Linked DNA regions of Mus musculus: region 2 is linked to region 1. A link is a contact called in ENCODE POLR2A ChIA-PET data. All regions are on one chromosome and are shown on one strand. Each heading gives the region's core, a stretch centred on a gene start or an enhancer-like site at or near the end of the contact. The rest is flanking DNA. Distances are from core to core; before and after follow the strand shown.

Region 1 (5,173 bases), core at 240-2,739:
GCACAGTGGCTTTGTTCCAGATATAGCCAAAGTTGTACCTTGTGCTGTGGCTGGGCTTGGTAATGTGTAAGGGTCACCCAGGTGGTACTGGTTTTGAAGGCATGAAGGAGTTGAGCAGAGCAGCTGAGGCTTGGCACTGTGAGAGGCCATGGAAGGCCATTGGTGAAAGTGCAGCCTCAGTTGCAATTGATGGCCCAGGACTGAAGGGGTCATGCCGTGTTTTGGAGATGCCAGTACCATGAGATGACCACCAAGAGCAGCAGCAGCAGCAGTGGAGTACAGGCATCTGGAGCCTAGAGGATGACGCGTGTGCTACAAAGGGCATGGCTGGAGAAGTGACCCAAGGCCTTGGAGGAGCCCAGAAGATCGTAAGTTGGATCCCAGACATTGGACGGTTGGAGATTGACTTTTGCTTTTGATTGTGACTGTGCCCTGATAGTTTCCCTCTTGAAGGAAGAAACTGTTTTAGTGGAGCCCACAGTTAAGAGACTTTTAATTGTAAAAAGACTTCGGATTTTAAAAGAGATGGATATTTTAAAGAGATTGAAATTTTAAGAATATGTAAAGACTGTGGGACTTTTAAAGTTATTTAGACCTTGGGGATGAATAAGAATGTAAGGGTTGAGGCTTACTAGTGATGTGTTTGTGTGTCAAGTTGACAAGGGGTCAATTGTACTGGCTAGTTTTGTGTCAACTTGACACAGCTGGGGTTATCACAGAGAAAGGAGCTTCAGTTGAGGAAATGCCTCCATGAGATTCAACTCTAAGGCATTTTCTCAATTAGTGATCAAGGGGGAAAGGCCCCTTGTGGGTGGGACCATCTCTGGGCTGGTAGTCTTGGGTTATATAAGAGAGCAGGCTGAGCAAGCCAAGACACCGCCCAACACTTTGAAACGCTCGATGTTGCACCAGAGCGCTGCAGGGTAACAGACTCATCATGGCTTAACCTTACCTGCTAGATCAGACCCTTAGTGCTTACAGTCTTTTTTTGAGAACTAAAGTGGCTCTGAAAAGAGCCTTTTGGGTAAAGCCGATCAATCACGTCTCTGCTGCACTTCACTTGGAGCTGGTGTACTTGGTGACGGCCTTGGTGCCTTCCGACACAGCGTGTTTAGCCAACTCTCCCGGCAGCAGCAGACGCACGGCTGTCTGGATCTCCCGGGAAGTGATGGTCGAGCGCTTGTTGTAATGCGCCAGACGGGAAGCCTCACCTGCGATGCGCTCGAAGATATCGTTCACGAAGGAATTCATGATTCCCATAGCCTTAGATGAGATGCCCGTGTCGGGGTGCACTTGCTTCAGGACCTTGTACACGTAAACAGAATAGCTCTCCTTGCGGCTGCGCTTGCGCTTCTTGCCATCTTTCTTCTGCACTTTCGTGACAGCTTTCTTAGAGCCCTTCTTTGGGGCAGGAGCAGACTTCGCTGGATCCGGCATTTTCCTCCGCGTCTAAAGATGCAACGTAAGGTAGACCGGGCAACTACGAACTGTTTCAGCGCGGCTTGCTATGCGGTACTTATAGAGCTTGTATGCAAATGAGGTTTCACACGGTATTCCATTTTTATTGGTTGATTTACAGCAGAGTCAGCGTCAAGGAGGCGGAGCCTACTCAAACCGATTCTGGTTGCGAGCCTTGGTGGTGCTTAGAGGAAATTCTTTCTAGCCAATCGCAGCCTTCCATTTCATGCTAGCCTGTTATTGAGAGCGGCAGTTTTGCCTCAGCTGTTCTTTATGTTCCCTTCGCTTACAGATCCTTAAAACACCAGGTTGAAATAAGTTAACTATCGCTCTTAGGTATCACGCTTGGAATTTTGGGGCTATTTTTCAGGTTCACAGTTCTGAGACCCTAATTAGAACTCCTTTTTTGGACTGGCCCATATTTGAGTAGTGAGCTCAAGACCAGCTCTAAATGGAATAAACCTGGGATAAGGAATGTGATTACTGGTAACTGTTAGGCCTGACACACTTGAGGGCGTATTTGAAACACTGAAAATCAATTTGCAAAGCTGACACAGCTACTTTCATCGACAACGTAGGTGGCTCTGAAAAGAGCCTTTGTGGGGGATGGAAGGGAAACAGGGCGCTTAAGCGCGCTCCCCACGGATGCGGCGGGCCAACTGGATGTCCTTGGGCATGATGGTGACGCGTTTGGCGTGGATGGCGCACAGGTTGGTGTCCTCGAACAGCCCCACCAGGTAGGCCTCGCTCGCCTCCTGCAGCGCCATGACGGCCGAGCTCTGGAAGCGCAGGTCCGTCTTGAAGTCCTGCGCGATCTCGCGCACCAGGCGCTGGAACGGCAGCTTGCGGATCAGCAGCTCGGTCGACTTCTGGTAGCGCCGGATCTCCCGCAGCGCCACGGTGCCGGGCCGGTAGCGGTGCGGCTTCTTCACGCCGCCCGTGGCCGGGGCGCTCTTGCGGGCGGCCTTGGTGGCCAGCTGCTTGCGCGGGGCCTTGCCGCCGGTGGACTTGCGGGCGGTCTGCTTCGTACGGGCCATATTTTTGCGACTTCGGCTTGCAGACGCCAAGTGGCCATACTTATAGACTTATCTTCGTCTTGATTGGGCCCAGAAAGCAGGAGTTTCTGGACTTGCAGTCTGATTGGGTAGAATTCGATCCTATTTGCTGAGTTTCAAGATGGTTACACTATTCCTTCTCTCCTGATACTTTTCCTTCCTGTATTTATGAACCGCAGAGGGTTTTAAAAAGATAGTGCTTTTCAGTTGATGTAACTTTCCTAAATGCAGTGTTTAAAGTGTTTCTCACGCAGTGTGCTCTTCTAACAGGTTTCTTTGGAAACAAACTTGCCCTTTTCATGTTCTGCGATTCACTTTGTAGCGAGTCACCAGATACTGTAGCTCTTCTCTGACAGTTAGCATTTATTTAACTTCAGGCTTTGTGCCCAGTGATTTGAACGCATTGTACCACGGCCGAAAGATGACAAAACGATGTATAGTGAAAGGAACCAAATGCAAACTTAAGTTTTACCTATTTCGAAACCCTACCAAAGCCGGTCTTACATTTACTGCACACTGACTATCGTTATGTATGGCGCTCCCGCCTTTCCTTCTGTCTAGAGTGCGTTCCTTCCACCTCCCTTCTACACTAACGGCCAATTAAGTCCTGCAGATGAAATGTTTATATAACAGAAGGATAAGACTAGAAGTATTAATACCGCCTTTCCAGTGGAGAACAGCTACTAAATAGTTAAACCTGTCATCTAGATGACAAGTCAAAATAACTTTCAAAGCAAATGAGCACTTATTTATTTGATTCTTTTTCCTTTTCTTTTCGAGACAGGGTTTCTCTGTGTAGCCCTGACTGTCTTGGACCTCACTCTGTAGACCAGGCCGGCCTCGAACTCAGAAATCCACCTGCCTCTGCTTCCCAAGTGCTGGGATTAAAGGCGTGGGCCACCACAGGATTTCTGTATGTAGCCTTGGGTTCCTGAAACTCCCATCTGTAGACCAGGCTGGCCTGTTTCTGCCTCCTGAGTGCTGAGATTAAAGGTGTGTGCTACTATGGCCTGGTTCAAAGTAAAGCTTTTAATAGCATGCCTGATTTTTTGGTAAAAAAGCATTGTATACCAACCTTCTTAAAATTCAAACCCAAAAGTAAAAATAGGCCCAAGATATTTAAAACTTTCCTAGAGCTGACAAAAATGTATTATCTTTTCGCTGAAATTCAAGTAAAATGAAATTGATTTTAAGGAGATTCCAAAATACTAAACACAGGTAGCAGTTTGGCAGTTTAATTAATTTAAGAATCCTTCAGGAGCAGAAGTAACCTCCAAAATATGGCACAAAAGTATCACTGATGGGAGCTGTTACCTTCCTGTGGTCATTTCTTAACAGCCGGCAATGCTTCCTATAAAAGTGGATCAGTAGGTAAAGCCTTGAAACACAGAAACATCTTCATATCGTACAATCAAACCATTCAGGGCTTCTCAAACGCTGCTGACCTTTCCCATTAGAAGGGGACCTGCCCTGTGGGGCTGGATGGTGCCCACACCAGGTATCGTGTTTCCTGGTAAGATTTTCTTTGTAATGTATGTACTGGAGCACAAAGCATGTGGTGTTTATTTAAATCAGAAAGAGATTCTCAAACTTCAGACTCTACTTCCCCCGTCTGAGATTTTTATTTCTGTCCTCATCAGTGTTTAGGTAATAATAAGTGAAAAATTCCAGAAAAGAAGTCAGGAGTCTTATTTTACATTGTAAGTCTATCCTCTCATGGCCTCTCACCCCGGACATAAATCATCCCCTTGCCCAGCGTATCCTTGCTACCCATGACTTATTTACTTAGTAGCAGCCTCCATTCAAAACACCTGCCAAGGCTTATGTTCAGGTAACCTTGATCTTATGCAATAAGGGCTCCAAAGTGCAAACAAATTTCACTAAAGGTGATTATTATTGTCTACTTTACTATAGTTTTGACCTATTTATTGAGCCAAATTCATAAGTTAAAATTTACCATACACATTTACACATATACTAAAGGAAACATACAGTGCTGTATATGTTTATGTAATGTACAGCATTGTCTGTATATTTAGCCATTGGCTGGGGATCTTGGACCACTTCCTCTAAGAGGAAGAGAAAGCGGCTGTATTCAGACACAGAGTCCAGGAGTTGTAGGGTTTATTTTAACAGACAGTAAGAAAGTCAAGAGTCTTCCTCTTGTCTAGCTTCTACAATTATACCTGTAAGAGGTTTATACTCTTCAGAAATGAGGATGCTATTGTAGATGTGAATTCTATGGCACGAAACTAGAAATCAAGAAGTAAACTTTGAAGGTTATCAGTGTCTCTTCCAAAAAAAGATAATCCTCGCTGCCCAGGCAAATTTAATCTGTATTCCTTCTGCTGCACATTGCCTTCGTCGACAACCCAGTCATGTCGCTCAGCTGTGCTTGGTGTCTACCCGACACTAGAGTGATATTCATGGGAAATTCTGGATCGAAACTTTGACCAGAACAGGGGTTATGATACAGAAGAAACTGCTTCTCTGCAGTTATTTCTCAGAAATGTCCTGAAGTTTTTCATTAAAAATTACCCCCCCCCAAAAAAAAAAAGGCCAAGCAGGGTATAATGGCACAGAGGCAAGTAGATCCAGGTGAGTTCCAGGACAGCCAGAGCTACAGAGTGAGACCCTGTTTCAGAGAAAACAAACCACAT
Region 2 (4,857 bases), core at 258-2,757, 290 kb before region 1:
TCTAGCATTTGAAGCAGTATGTTTTTACCTTCACAGAATCCTTTTCTGTCAATTCGAGCAGAGACTGACACACGTCCATCAGGAATGAACATGCAGGAAACTTTCTTCTCCTTTTTGGCAGACACTGGTGCCTGTGTAAAAGGAAATAATGTTTTGAGATATTTCAACCCCCATGCATCTAATTTATTATCCCTGACCAAGAAGAATTTTAAAACCTTTTTAAAAACAAAAACAAAAAATCCTCACCATTAGGTCAGGGGTATTGACATCCACTAGATCCATCACTTCGAAGTTTTTCTTTGCCTCTTGAGTTGGCTGGCTGGGGCGATCGAGAAAAGCCTTCACCCAGTAGTCTACGCAACCATATTTTCCTTTAAAGGATGTTCCCAGGGGCCTGTGTCAAAACAATGAACCAAAATTAAGGCTAAGAACTGTAAGAGATCAATGGAGGGGGAAGACTTAGAAATAAGAGTGCAAGGTGCACACGGTGGATGCCTACCCTTGAGGAAGCTCGAAGCCGAACTTGTACTCATATTTGTTTCCAGGCCTCATGATCACCATCTCGTTCTCACCTGCTGGGAAACAAAGACAAGGGGCCATTAGGCTTCTTGTTACATTTTGAAAGCGTCAATGAGGAGTGCCTGGGCAGTAGACTACCTTACTTCACTTCCACTTTCATCTCTTACACTATGGAAGAAAAGATCCCAGAGCACTTTCTTGGACAGAAAGTTGCGAAATCCACAAATACATTAATCTTTAAGTAGTAGCTAAGACAACACTTTCAGGAAACAGTACCTCAGAAAGTGTTCAAATCACTCTAGGGGGGTGAAGGGTAGTGAAAAACTTGCTAATTACAAAGTAAAAAAATATAGGGACCAACAGTTCAAACCATTCAAACGAACAACTCGAAACATTTAGTGGTGCCCTCCCCGACCCACAGACCTCCCAAGTCACCATCAGTCCTGCTGGGAGCAGTACCTGTAGGCTGCTCTTCTAGGAGAAGTGTGTCTTCATAGCGCAAGTAGTCCAAAGTCTGTTTGCACTGCTGAGACCCTTGCATCCACAGGACCTTGGCCACGCCGCAAGCCAGGATCCTGACGGCTTTGACTCGGGTAACTTCACACACTTCCACTATTACCCGTCCGGCCACCTTCTCCCCGCTGCCGTACACCTTCTCGGGGTCGTTGAAGACCACCTCAAAAGACTTGATCTTCTTGAACATCACCATGATTGAGCCGAGTGGGTTCAAGAAAAACGAAAGCCGGAGAGGAAAAAAATCTTTAAGAACCCTTCAAAGCAAACGAAGAGCTCGCCTCCGTAAAGTCAGGGCTTGAAAACCCAAACGAAAATGTAAAGAAAGCTTCAAACAAACCCTAACAACTTTTCCAAAAGGTGCCTGGAAGTTTCAGCCTGCCGGCTGTGCCAAAAGCTTTCAGGAGAAAAATAACAGCTGTCTTCCGCAACTGGAGAAACTCTGGAAACCCCGAGACCAGAGGAGGAGAGTGTCAAGCGGCTGCCGGAAACGGCTTATATAGCCGCCTGGCTTGGCGCTCCACGCGAGTGCTGGCCTGGAGGCTCGTGCAGCCCTCGTGCACAGTTCTCCCATTGGCTACTTGGCCCTTGTTTACCAGGCCTCCAACCAATCAGCGAGGCCGCCGGGGCGCGTGGACACGGTGTGCTCCTAGCGGGGAAAATGGTTGTTGTTCGGGTGCGCAGCCTTGCCAGCAGGAGGGGCGGGGCCCGGGGCGACGGGTGCCCTCCCTCCCCCCGGGAGGCTGGGACCCCGGGACCCTGAACCTCATCCAGGGGACTCCTCTTGGGAGCTGGGTTATTTGGGTGTGTGCTTTGTTTTTTTTTTCCCCCTTCTTTTTTTAGGTGAAAGAAAAATGTGCTTAGGAGAGGATTTCATGACTCGCCTGAGCCAGCGCAATTCATTTCGAGGTGACCATTTATTCCTGGCTCACAAGTTCGCAAGTCTTGTGAAAAACAATCCCATCGCACCGAGGATACTCCAGGATGGAGCGGAGGGCGAGAGTGCAGTCGTGTTAGTGAGAAAGAGCCCACCCGATATGCTCCTATTGCACTTCTATTGAAGAATAAAAGGCTGCGGTCTCTCCAGACGAGAACTTGTCAGATATTTTAAAGTCTGGCTTTCAGTCCTTTCTGGTGAATGCTCTGGTGGGTTCCCCTCATTTCCCCCTCATTTCATGCCCCTATGTGCTGCTACTGTTCCTCGCCCATTACATTCTATTCTGTTCTCTGGAGCGGAAGCAGTAAGGGAGTGTCCACATCCTGTTGCTTATCCCCTCATCTCTTCAGTGTACCTGTGAAGTTGGGGAACATTTTGTATATGTTCCCTTGTTCCTCACTGCAGCTTTGTGAGGTGTTTACTTTCACACTGATGGCTCCCCCGTCCTTGTTTCTCCAGGAAACAAGAGGTGGACAAACCAAAAAAATAAAATAAAAGAAAGAAAGAAAAAGGAAGAAAAAGAACCTCACTCCTTACTTTGTTTTCGAGTTCCTGTCATTCTTTTCCCCCCTCTGTCCTCTCTCCAAATTCACTAAATGAAATGCATGTCCCTAAGCCTGTTTCAATTTCACCGGCGCTGGAGCTGTGTTAGTTTCACTTAGTTATCTGGCAAACCTTGCTGAGAGATGCCTCAGGAGCTGACTAGAGAAATAACTCTTAAGTGTGCAAAGAAACTCTTGTGTGAAGGATTACCTGCAACCCCCTCCCCCTTCGCCCCCTACTCTATTCCCCACCCACCCACCCACTCCCACCCCCACCCCCACCCCGCGCCGGAGCCTTGTCATTGAGTCCTAAACTCCTTCCATATTTGGGCAGAATTATTAGGAGACTATCTATCTCCTTCCTTGCGCAGGAAAATAAAGATGATATAGCCCTGAGATTAAGATGGAGAAGTAAAAAGCGATTGCATGCCTGTTCACCGCTGTTCATAAACAACACCCCCAGCCCCCACCCCCGCGCGCCCTAACTGGGTTGACACCCTAAGGCTAACAAGTTACAACTGAACCTTAAGCAAGCACAGAGATGAACATCACACGGTTCAAAAACATATACACAACACCAAGGCCTAGGAACACCTTGATCCTTAGGGTGTGTTTGTTCCAGAAAGTTAACTAACTAGGCGTCAGGTGTTTTCCAACGATAAACAGTATTTATGAATACTGTAAGGGAGGTAGGTCGCTCACTAACTTCAGTTTCTCAGTGCCTGTAGCAGGCATCTGAGAAAACCTTAGCTTGATGGTATGAAATATCAAAATATACCGAAAGTTCATATATCGATGTTGTTAAATAGTGTGGTATGTAGCAACATAAGATTTAAAAATTTTGTAAGTATATGGCTGTTATTTTCTTCTACCACCTGTGTGCTTGCTGCAGGTGTCCGCCGATGCCTTAGAAGTGGAGTTAAGAGTTGTGAGCTGCCGTTTTTTGGTTCTGGGACTCGAACTCGTTTCCTCTGATACTATCAACCACCAAGCCATCTCTTCAGCCCCAGCTACATAAGACTTCAGGAGAACCAGAGAGATGGTGCCAGGCCTGCCAACCTGAGTTCAATAGCAGAACCCACACAGTAGCAAAAGAACCAACTCTGACCTCCCCTCTCCCCCTCCCCTCTCCTTCCCCTCTCCAGTAGTCACTCCAGAGACACCCAAAATAAAAAATTTAAATGTAAAAAAGTTCTTGTTTTTAAACCTTGAGGTCAGATGAAGGAGGGGAGGCTGCTAAGGGGTGAGAGGGTGCTGCCTTGGGCTGTCTCCTTGGAGGCAATGCTGATAGTTATTCGGTGTTGTCTATGGAGTATTGAATTCTTTAATTAAGGAAAAACCTGTGGACAGTTCTGTGTCCTGTCCCCTGCACGGCTATCGTTTCTTAATTTGCGGCGCTCAGCACAGACCACTTGTTTGTTCTGCGTTAGGCCAAAAATCTGTTTAACTCTGGCAGTGGCAGCTGCTTCCTGGGCCTATAGCCAAGGCTTGTTCTGAATTGGCTGCCTCCTGGAGTGGATTGTTTATAACCTTTCACCTGGTATTCTCATAGCAGTTTGTCCCTCTTCACTCTCTCTCTCTCTCACACACACACACACACACGCACACTCACACGCACATGCACATGTACGCACGTACCCATCTCAGTTCTTGGATGGAAGAAAAAAAAGTCTTATAAACAAAAACAGGGCAGAGGCTGTGGGTTCAGGGACAAGGACAGCTGTGCCCAGGGGGAGCAGAGGCTTGCAAGTTCAGTCTCAGCGCCAGTAGGAAGCCAGGAATGTTTGTCCTGTGTTTGTTTTACTCTAGACAACCGGGTGCCAAAGCTGGCAGTGCAGCCTTCACAGGAGGTGAAGCCAGGCCTGCAGGTCCTTATTCTCTCACCTCTGGCCCCCGCAGACAGTCAGAGCTAGGGATGCAAAACAGCTTGGTTTCTTAATCACTGTAAAATATGTCTTTTCCTTCATCTGCCTACTTCTTTCCTGTCTTTCCCTAAGAAGGTAGTTTAGGGGTGGGGGTTGTGAAATGAGTCTGTGGGATTTGAGACTACCCAGACTACTATACAGAGAAACCCTGTCTCGAAAAACCAAAAAAAAAGAATTCAAAGAGACTTTTTTTTTTTTTTGGACAAGGTTGCATGTGTCCCAGGCTGGCCCCAAACTTGCTATAATAGCCAAGGATGACCTCAAACCTGTTTTTTAAAAAAAAAAGACAGACAGGATTTGGGCTGGAGAGATGGCTCAGCAGTTAAGAGCTTCCAGAGGTCCTAAGTTCAATCCCCAGCAACCACATGGTGGTTCACAACCATCTATAGTGAGATCCGATGCCCTCTTCTGCCCCTGTCTC

The links. ChIA-PET counts read pairs that join two places held with the same protein, here RNA polymerase II (POLR2A).
Region 2: POLR2A ChIA-PET joins it to region 1 with 25 read pairs in Patski. The contact joins the promoter of Txnip here to the promoter of H2bc18 in region 1. POLR2A ChIA-PET finds 5 or more read pairs at or near these places in 3 of 5 experiments (Patski and embryonic stem cell).

The regions. Positions count from the first base shown.
Region 1 is chr3:96,266,016-96,271,188 of GRCm38, reverse strand. It overlaps H2bc18 (H2B clustered histone 18), which reads right to left and starts at 1,489. Exons shown (of 1, transcript NM_175666.3): 1 at 997-1,489. The coding sequence starts at 1,437. The coding sequence ends at 1,057. H3c13 (H3 clustered histone 13) reads right to left here and starts at 2,535. Exons shown (of 1, transcript NM_178215.2): 1 at 2,034-2,535. The coding sequence starts at 2,495. The coding sequence ends at 2,085.
Region 2 is chr3:96,554,607-96,559,463 of GRCm38, reverse strand. Txnip (thioredoxin interacting protein) reads right to left here and starts at 1,507. Exons shown (of 8, transcript NM_001009935.2): 1 at 979-1,507; 2 at 500-575; 3 at 247-394; 4 at 29-131. The coding sequence starts at 1,228. Gm15441 (predicted gene 15441) reads left to right here. Exons shown (of 4, transcript NR_040409.1): 3 at 1,067-2,178; 4 at 3,404-3,696.